Linked DNA regions of Homo sapiens: region 1 is linked to region 2. Evidence: read pairs that join two places in POLR2A ChIA-PET (ENCODE). Cell type or tissue: OCI-LY7. All regions are shown on one strand.

Evidence for each region. Peaks named below come from ENCODE experiments on the same cell type or tissue, not always from the same donor. Only the 100,000 strongest peaks of a DNase experiment are listed, where the experiment ranks them.
Region 1: POLR2A ChIA-PET joins it to region 2 with 6 read pairs; 2 of 35 experiments call an interaction of 5 or more read pairs at or near these places.

Annotation. Positions count from the first base shown.
Region 1 is chr17:5,194,403-5,199,402 of GRCh38, forward strand. All of the region lies in intron 1 of ZNF594-DT (ZNF594 divergent transcript), which reads left to right. Among named protein-coding and RNA genes, the nearest start is that of ZNF594-DT, 4.9 kb to the left of the region's middle. In OCI-LY7, a CTCF peak has its summit at 2,742 (motif pointing right); DNase peaks (open chromatin) are centred at 2,729 and 4,289; H3K4me3 peaks cover 370 bases; H3K27ac peaks cover 1,734 bases.
Region 2 is chr17:5,339,892-5,344,891 of GRCh38, forward strand. The region is part of intron 5 of RABEP1 (rabaptin, RAB GTPase binding effector protein 1); the gene reads left to right. Among named protein-coding and RNA genes, the nearest start is that of RABEP1, 60 kb to the left of the region's middle. In OCI-LY7, no CTCF peak of the experiment used is centred here; no DNase peak of the experiment used is centred here.

The sequences.
Region 1 (5,000 bases), 150 kb before region 2:
GATAGGAAAAGGGATAACATGCATGACATAAAAGAGCTCCACATGACTTCAGGTTCCCTGAGAGTGCCTTGGGTTTTCCTCAACATTCACTGTATCACCAGTGCCCGGCACAGAGCCAGCACTCCATACATATTTGTAGAATGAATAAATTACATAATGAATCCATGCTGCTGTCAGGGGTAGCATGTGAACTCTAAAGGAGATCAAAAAGAAGAGCTATTCTTTTTAAGACTAAAAAGCCAAAATAACCACTTTTGGCAAGACTTATATATTTCTCAATAAAAAAATGCAGCTGCTGTCTTCCCCACACCCACTGCCTCCCATTTTCATTTTTCTGGCTTATGCAGATCTCAGTTCTTAAAATAAATTTTTTTAAACTTTATTTTGTTATTTTAAAAGTAGTATAAGAATTACAAGAAAACATTCGTACACATGTAAAATGGTTCTGACGACAACTAACCCTGACAGATTTTTTTTTTTTTTTTTTTTAAGAGACAAGGTCTCACTCTGTCAGTGGCATGATCATAGCTCACTGCAGCCTCATCCTCCTGGGCTCAAGTGATCCTCCAGCCTTCTGAGTGGCTGGGACTACAGGTACTGCCACCATGCCTGGCTAATTTTGTTTTTAGTTTTTTGTAGATATGGGGTCTGCCTAGATCGACCAGGCTGTTCTGGAACTCCTGGCTTCAAGCAATCCTGTCACCTTAGACTCCCAGAGTGCTGGGATTACAAGCATGAGCCAAACCTGCCACCACTCCTGGCCTACCAGATTTCTTTTCTTTTCTTTTCTTTTTAACTGAGATGGGAGGCTCCACTCTGTGGCCCACGCTGGAGTATGGCGGTGCAATCACAGGTCAGTGCAGCTTCAAACTCCCAGGCTGAAACAATCCTCCCACCTCAGCATCCCAAGTAGCTGAGACCACAGGTGCACACCACAACACCCAGAAAATGTTTGTACTTTTGGAGAAACTGAGTCTCACTATGTTGCCCAGGCTAGTCTTGAACTCCTGGGCTCAAGCAATCCTCCCATCTCAGCCTCCCAAACCCAAACTGCTGGGATTTCAGGCGTGAGCCACCGTGCCCGGTCTTGGAGCTTATTTTATTTTATTTTATTTTATTTTATTTGAGACAGAGTCTTGCTCTGTCACCAGGCTGGAGTGCAGTGGTGTGATCTCAGCTCACTGCAACCTCTGCCTCCTGGGTTCAAGCGATTCTCCTGCCTCAGCCTCCTGAGTAGCTGGGACTACAGGCGCGCACCACCACACCTGGCTAATTTTTGTATTTTTAGTAGAGACGGGGTTTCACCATGTTGGCCAGGATGGTCTCGATCTCTTGACCTCACGGTCTGCCTGCCTCAACCTCCCAAAGTGCTGGGATTACAGGCATGAGCCACTGAGCCTGGCCCTCTTTACTGTCTTATGCGGTCACTCAACACAATACTTCTGACACCAGATGGGTGGGGGCTTTCTCCACATACTGAGCAATTCTCTAGCAGACACCAGATAGCTGTCCTCTAATTCAATTCAATCTGACACTATCTACCTGGAGATAGTGTTAGATCCCGCAGTCCCACAAGACTACTGCCCACTTCAGATGCCAATTGTAAACTCTTGGCTGTGACCTGTATTTCTGACAAACTGGCTCTAAAGTGAGGTTCCCACAAATCCCTCCTAGGGTTTGCCAGGACAGCTCACAGAACTCAGGGAAACACCTTACTTATATTTACCCATTTATGATAAAGGATATTACAAAGGATATAGGTTAATAACCAGATGGAAGAGATGCATAGGGCAAGGTATGCAGAAAGGTGTGTGGCACTTCCATGCCCTCTCTGAGTGCCATCCTCCAGGAACCATCCACCATCCTCCATGTGATCAGCTATCTGGAAGCTCCTAGAACTCTATCCTTTGGGGTTTTTATGAAGGCTTCATTACATAGGCATGATTGATTAAATCATTGGCCATTGGTGATGAACTCAACCTTCAGCCCCTCTCCCTCCCCTCCCTTGGAGATCCTGCCTTGATCTTTTTGGCAACTAGCCCCCGTCCTGAAGTTATCTAGGGGCTCCCAGCCATCAGCCATCTCAGCAGCATACAAAAGACAGTTTTTGTCTGTTTGTTTTTGTAGTTTTGAGATGGAGTCTCACTCTTGTTGCCCAGGCTAGAGTACAATGGCACGATCTCGGCTCACCGCAACCTCCGCCTCCCGGGTTCAAGCGAGTCTCCTGCCTCAGCCTTCTAGAGTAGCTGGAATTACAGGCATGCGCCAGCACACCCGACTAATTTTGTATTTTAAGTAGAGGCAGGGTATCTCCTTGTTGGTCAGGCTGGTCTCGAACTCCCAACCTCAGGTGATCCTCCTGCCTCAGCCTCCCAAAGTGCTGGGATTACAGGCATAAGCCACTGTGCCTGGCCATTTGTTTGTTTTTGCTTTGAGATGGAGTCTTGCTCTGTTGCCCAGGCTGGAGTGCAGTGGCACAATCTCGGCTCACTGCAACCTCTGCTTCCTGGATTCAAGCGATTCGCCTGCTTCAGCCTCCAGAGTAGCTGCAACTACAGGCGCGCGCCAACATGCCCAACTAATTTTTGTATTTTTAGTAGAGACGAGGTTTCGCCATGTTGGCCAGGCTGGTCTCAAACTCCTGACCTCAGGTGATCCACCCAGGTCGGCCTCCTCAAGTGCCGTAATTACAGGCCTGAGCCACCGCGCCAGGGCCCCATGTGTGAACTTCTTAATACACCACTAGGTGGCAGTGATTTGCAGCCCGTGGTTGTATTAAACAGACTTTTTTTTTTTTTTTTTTTTTTTTTTGAGACGAAGTCTTGCTCTTGTTGCCCAGGTTGGATGGAGTGCAATGGCCTGATCTTGGATCACCACAACCTCTGCCTACCAGCTTCAAGCAATTCTCCTGCCTCAGCATCCCACATTGCTGGGATTACAGGCATGTGCCATGATGCCCGGCTAATTTTTGTATTTTTAGTAGAGACGGGGTTTCTCCATGTTGGTCAGGCTGGTCTCGAACTCCCAACCTCAGGTGATCCACCCACCTCGGCCTCCCAAAGTGCTGAGATTACAGGCGTGAGCCACCACGCCCTGCCTAAAGAGACATCTTAAATACGCCTTTATTTTTAGACAATAGAAAAATAAGCTTCCCATTATGCAAGAGTCCTATGGCCTTTGTGCTTTCCTACCCTGTGAACTAAGAGTCTAAATCTGTGAAAAGATGTCCATGAGGTAGAGTTGAATTAAAATAGCAGGTTGCAGAACAATATTTGTACCTCCTCACTTTCTTCTTTTCTGCCTCTCTCCCTTCCTTCTCTACTTCCACAAAAGTTGACTGAGCACCTATTGTGTGCTAATATATGCTAAGTTACTGGAAATGCAATGGTGAGCAAAGCAACACCAGTGTAGTCCCTGTGGATCTTATAGTCCCTCATTGATGGACAGATAGGTTGGTTCCACCTTCTCATTATAACAAATAATACTACAAAGAACGTTTTATACATACACTTGAGTTTCTCTAGGGCAGTGGTTCTCAAAGAGTGGTCTGGGCCATGAGACCAAAACAATTTTCATAATAATATTAAGATGTTATTTGGCCTTTTTCATGCTCACTCTTCTCACGAATGTTCAATGGACCTTTCCATGAGGCTACATGACATACGACATTGCAACAAATTGATGGCAGAAGCAGATAGGAGAATTCAGATGTTTTCTATTAAGCCAGATATGAGATTTGAAAAAAAAAATGTAACATACACAGTGACACTTTTCTCACTAATTTTTTTGTTTGGGAAAATATAGTTATTTTATTATTTTTTGGAGAGAGGGTCTCACTCTGTTGCCCAGGCTGGAGTGCAGTGGCACCATAGCTCACTGCAGCCTCAAACTCGTGGGCTCAAGTGATCCTCCCGCCTCTGCCTCCCAAGTAGCTGGGACTACAGGTGCTCACCACTATGCCTGGCTAACGTTTTTATTTTTAGTTTTTGTAGAGATTGAGTCTTGCTATGTTGCCCAGGCTGGCCTCTAACTCCTGGGCTCAAGCAGTCCACCCACCTCAACCTCCTAAGTAGGTGGATCTACAAGCTCTCACCACTGAGCCTGGCTCCCTCCATCATTTTTAAGTGCAATGGAGACCTGGTACCAAGTGGTTTGAGACTCACTGTTCTAGGGCAAGGGTCCCCATTGCCCGGGCCTGGACCAGTACAGTCTGTGGCCTGTTAGGAACCAGGCTGCACAGCAGGAAGTAAGTGGAGGGCAAGCGAGCATTACTTCCTGAGCTCTGCCTCCTGTTAGATCAGGGGCGGTATTACATTCTCATAGGAGCACGAACCTTATTGTGAACTGCACACATGAGGACTCTGGGTTGCACGCCTTTTACGAGAATGTAATGGCTGATGATCTGAAGTGGAGCAGTTTCATACCAAAACCATTCCCCCCTTTCCTCCCAACCCGTCCCTAGTGCCAAAAAGGTTGGGGACTGCTGTTCTATGGTATCTATCCCGAAGTGGAGTTGCTGTGTTTTACAGTGTCCACAATTTCAGTTTTACTAGGTGTTGCCAAATTGCTCTCCAAAGTGGCTGAAGCTAATTTATTATTTTTTTTAAATTTATTTTGAGATGGTGTCTTGCTCTGTTGCCAGGCTGGAGTGCAGTGTCGCGATCTTGGCTCACTGCAACCTCCGCCTCCTGGATTCAAGTGATTCCCCTGCCTCAGCTTCCCGAGAAGCTGGGATTATAGGCGCGCACTCCCACGCCCAGCTAATTTTTTGTATTTTAGTAGAGACAGGGTTTCACCATGTTGGCCAGGCTGGTTTCAAACTCCTGACCTCGTGATCCACCCACCTCAACCTCCCAAAGTGCTGGGATTATAGGTGTGAGCCACTGCGCCTGGCCTTTTTTTTTTTTTTTTTTTTTTTTTTTTTCTTAAGAAGGAGTCTCAGTCCATCTCCCAGGCTGGAGTGCAGTGGTGCAATCTTGGCTCACTGCACCTTCCACCTG
Region 2 (5,000 bases):
GTATCACAAAGATAGGATAAGGGGGAAAAGCCACTAATAGAGATAAAGAGGGATCCTATCTAATAAACAGTTCATCAATAAGATATAATAGTCATGAACTTGAATGCACCTTACATAGTCATGAAATGCATAAACTAATAATGACAATTACAAGGAGAAACTGACTTTCACAAATATAGTAGCAGATTAAAATTGACCTTTACAGAATACAATCAGAAAAAATTATTAGTAGAGCTATAGACATTTTGAACTATCAGGTTAGTTATTTAGTTGTAATTGACACACAGAACTCGGTATCCAAGAGTGAGATGGTATCGCATACAGTACTAGAACATAATAGTTAAGAGCTCAGCATTTAGTAGCCTGGGTTACCTTGGGCAAATTACTTAATCATACTGTGCTTTGATTTTCTCAACTGTGAAATGGGGATAATAAGCCCACCTTAATAGTCACCATATGGCTATTATGAGGAACATATAAATTAATCCCTATAGTAGCCACTGTATGGCTATTATGAGGAACATATAAATTAATACCTATAAACCTTTAGGATAGTACCTGGGACAAGGTATAGTTATTTTTAGATACATTATCTTAGAATTGAGGTTACACAGACCCAATTCTGTAACTATGGGTTATTCAGGTATTTACGCTAAAATGATAGTTAAAATGCTTGGACATGAAAAAAATACTCATGGAAAAAGTAATTACAAAATATTTAGAATGATGTGAATAATGCCAGATCTTTAAAAAAAAAAAAAAAGTACAAACTGAGCCGGGCGCAGTGGCTCATGCCTGTAATCCCAGCACTTTGGGAGGCTGAGGTGGGTGGATCGCCTGAGGTCAGGAGTTCGAGACCAGCCTGGCCAACGTAGTGAAACCCCATCTCTACTAAAAATGCAAAAAATTAGCTGGGCGTGGTGGCGGGCGCCTATAATCCCAGCTACTGGGGAGGCTGAGGCAGGAGAATTGCTTGAACCCAGGAGGCAGAGGTTGCAGTGAGCTGAGATCTTGCCATTGCACTCCAGCCTGGGCAACAAGAGCAAAACTCCGTCTCAAAAAAAAAAAAAAGTACAAACAAAATAAATGGAAATGAATAATATAAACATAGGAATTTGTGAAATAGAAAAGCAAAAGAACAATAGAGACTATCAATATAATGAAAAAATGGAAAAACTATAGACAAATCTCTGGTAAGACTGATCAGGAAAAATGAAAACAAAAATGAGAAATCAGAAGTGAGTCCGAGTGTAGAGGCTCATGCCTGTAATCCTAGCACTTTGTGAGGCTGAGGCAGAAGGATCACTTGAGCCCAAGGAGTTGAGGCTGTGGTGAGCCATGGTGGCTCCACTGCACGCCAGCCTGGGCAAGGGAGCCTGTCTTAAAAAAAAGAACATAACTACAAATCAGTAGAAATTTAAAAATAACAAATACTATAAACTGTCACACAAATAAATTTGAAAACAGATGAAAAAATTTCTAATAAAAGATAATTAGCCCAAATTATTCCAAAACAGGAAAGGTAGTCAGTAATTATTAAAGAAAGTGGATCTAGAGTAAAAAATCTTATTGTCTCTTGCCTCCTCTCACCAAAAGATATTAAACTGTTGATTTTACAGGTAAGTTTTTCCAGACTTTCTGGAAAGAGCAAATTCTTATATTTTACGAACTCTCAGGGAATACAAAAAGAGAGAAAGCTCTCCAACTGTTTTTATGAGACTAGTAGATCTTCACTACAAGTGAGCAAACACATAGAAAGGTAGTATGAGAAGAAATTATAGATCTGTCTCAGGAATACAGAAGCTAAAATTTTCAACATCGTAGGTAAAATAAAGGGGGAGAAATACATCATGACCAAGTAGGGTGTATTCCCAGAAATTTATCGGAAAATCTATCATTGCAGTGTACACGTGAAATGATTGTAGAAGAACAGCATTATATTCATTTTGGATTCAGAGAGGTATTTGAGAAATTTGACCACTCAATAACTTAGTAAAGGGCTATTTATCAAACCTTTGGCAAACATAGTTAAGGGTGAATATTTAGCAGCCTTACCATTAATGGTGGGAACATTCTGGGGCAGACCCATGCTCAGTAATTCAGAAATGAGGCATAAGAACTGGAAAGAAAGCAACGAGACTGATTCAATTGTCTGTATAAAGAAACCAGAGAATGTACAACAGATTGTTAGACCTAATAAGAGTTCAACAATTTGAAAGTTGTTCAAACAAAATCAACATACTAAGATAATTGTTTTTCTATGCCCCAGTGATAACCAGTTGAAGAATGCAGTGGTGGAAAAAAGATTGATCCTATTCACAAGAGTAAAAAAAAAGAAAAAAAAGAAAAAGAAAAACTAGTTAGCTACCAATATAGCTAAATAAAGATGGGCAGGGTCCTTATAGACTACATAATAAATGAGGACCTGAATCTGTATTTTCCTGAATGAAAAGATAGAGCATTGGGCCGGGTGCAGTGGCTCACGTCTGTAATCCCAGCACTTTAGGAGGCCAAGGTAGGGGGATCACCTGAGGTTAGGAGTTTGAGACCAGCCTGGCCAGCATGGTGAAACCCAGTCTCTACTAAAAGTACAAAAATTAGTCGAGCATGGTTGCGGAAGCCTGTAGTGCCAATCTCTCAGGAGGCAGAGGTTGCAGTGAGCTGAGGTCGTGCCACTGCACTCCAGCCTGGGCAGTAGAGCGAGACTCTGTCTCACACACACACAGCATTATAAAGTAGACATTGTATCCCCAAATTTTTAAATTTTACTTAAATTTCAATAGGGTTTAATTAGGAACTTGATAATTCAGTTCTAGAAGTAGACTTCATATAGAGAAGTGAAGGAACAGGAAAATACTTAGCAAAATTTTGAAGACAAGATGAGGAGACTTGGCCTACCTACCAGATAGCAGGACCACAGTAAAGCTACTATAATTAAGGTAGTTTGTTACTGGTTTAGGGATAAACAAATGGATCAATAAAACAGAAAGCCCAGAAACAGACCTATATATGTGTAAATTTGATATATGACAGGTGGCATTACAAATCAGTGGGTGAAGAATGGATTGTTAAAAAATACCCTTTTTGGCTGAGTGTGGTGGCTCGCGCCTGCCATCTCAGCACTTTGGGAGGCCAAGGCAGGTGGGTCACCTGAGGTCAGGAGTTCGGGACCAGCCTGGCCAACATGGTGAAACCCTGCCTCTACTAAAAATGCAAAAATTAGCTGGGCATCCGCCTGTAATCCCAGCTACTTGGGGGGCTGAGGCAGGAGAATCGCTTGAACCTGGGAGGCGGAGGTTGCGGGGAGCCAAGATCGCACCATTGCACTCCAGCCTAGGCGACGAGTGAAACTCCGTCTCAAAATAAATAAATTATTATCTGGCCATGTGCGGTGGCTCATGCCTGTAATTCCAGCACTTTGGGAGGCTGAGGTGGGCAGATTGCTTGAGCTTAGGAGTTCAAGACCAGCCAGCACAACATAGTGAAACTCTTTCTTTACAAAAAATACAAAAATTAGCCAGATGTGGTGGTGCATACCTGTAGTCCCAGCTACTCGGGACGAGGCATGAGAATCATGAGAATCACTTGAACCCAGGAGGTGGAAGTTGCAGTGAGCTGAGATTGGGCCACTGCACTCCAGCCCGGGAGACAGGTTTATTTCTAAACCGGTAACGAACTATCTTAATTATAGTAGCTTTACTTCAAGTCGTACTATCTGATAGGTAGACCCACTCTCTCCACCTTGTTGTCTTCAAAAAGATTTCTTTCTTTCTTTTCTCTTTTTTTTTTTTTTTTTTTTTTTGAGTCAGGGTCTTGCTGTGTTGCCTAGGCTGGAGTGTAGTGGCATGATCTTGGCTCACTGCACCCTCCACCTCCCAGGTTCAAGCGATTCTCCTGCTTCAGCCTCTCAAGTAGCTGGGATTACAGGCGTGCACCACTGCACCTGGCTAATTTTTGTATTTTTAGTAGAGACGGGGTTTTGTCATGTTGGCCAGGCTGGTCTCGAACCCCTGACCTCATGTGATCCACTCACCTTGGCCTCCCAAAGTGCTGGGATTACAGGCATGAGTCACTGTGCCTGGCCCAAGGTTTCCTAAATAAGACAAAAATATTGACTGTGAAAGGAAAACTGGCAAGTTTAGCTACATTATAATATAAAGTTCTTTGTTAAAAGATACTATTAATACAAAAAGTTGAAAAGAGAAGCTACAGACTATAAGAAGATATCAATACCTCATAACTGACAAAATATTAATATCCAAAATAATAAAATTGCTAAGTTGGCTGGACGTGGTAGCTCACACCTGTAATCCCAGTATTTAGATTGCTTGAGACCAGGAGTTTGAGACCAGCCTGGGCAACATGGAGAAACCCTGTCTCTACTAAAAATACAAAAATTAGCCGGGCATGGTGGTGCACGCCTATAATCCCAGCTACTTGGGAGGCTGAGGCACAAGAATTACTTGAACCCGGGAGATGGAGGCTGCAGTGAGCGTAGGTTGTGCCACTGCACTCCAGCCAGAGCAACAGAGTGAGACTCTCTCTCAAAATTGCCAAGTCCACAAGTGACAGATAATTCTGAAGAAAAACAGGTAAAGTGGCCGAGCGCAGTGGCTCGTGCCTGTAATCCCAGCACTTTGGGAGGCCGAGGCGGGCGGATCACGAGGTCAGGAGATGGAGACCATCCTGGATAACACGGTGAAACCCGGTCTCTACTAAAAATATGAAAAATTAGCCGGGCGTGGTGGCGGGCACCTGTAGTCCCAGCTACTTGGGAGGCTGAGTCAGGATAATGGCGTGAACCCGGGAGGCGGAGCTTGCAGTGTGCCGAGATCGTGCCTCTGCACTCCAGCCTGGGTGACAGAGCAAGACACTGTCTCAAAAAAAAAAAAAAAAAAAAAAAAGGAAAAACAGGTAAAGTATAGCTAGGTGGCGCATGCCTGTAATTCCAGCTACTTGGGAGGCTGAGGCATAAGAATTGCTTGAACCCAGGAGCCAGA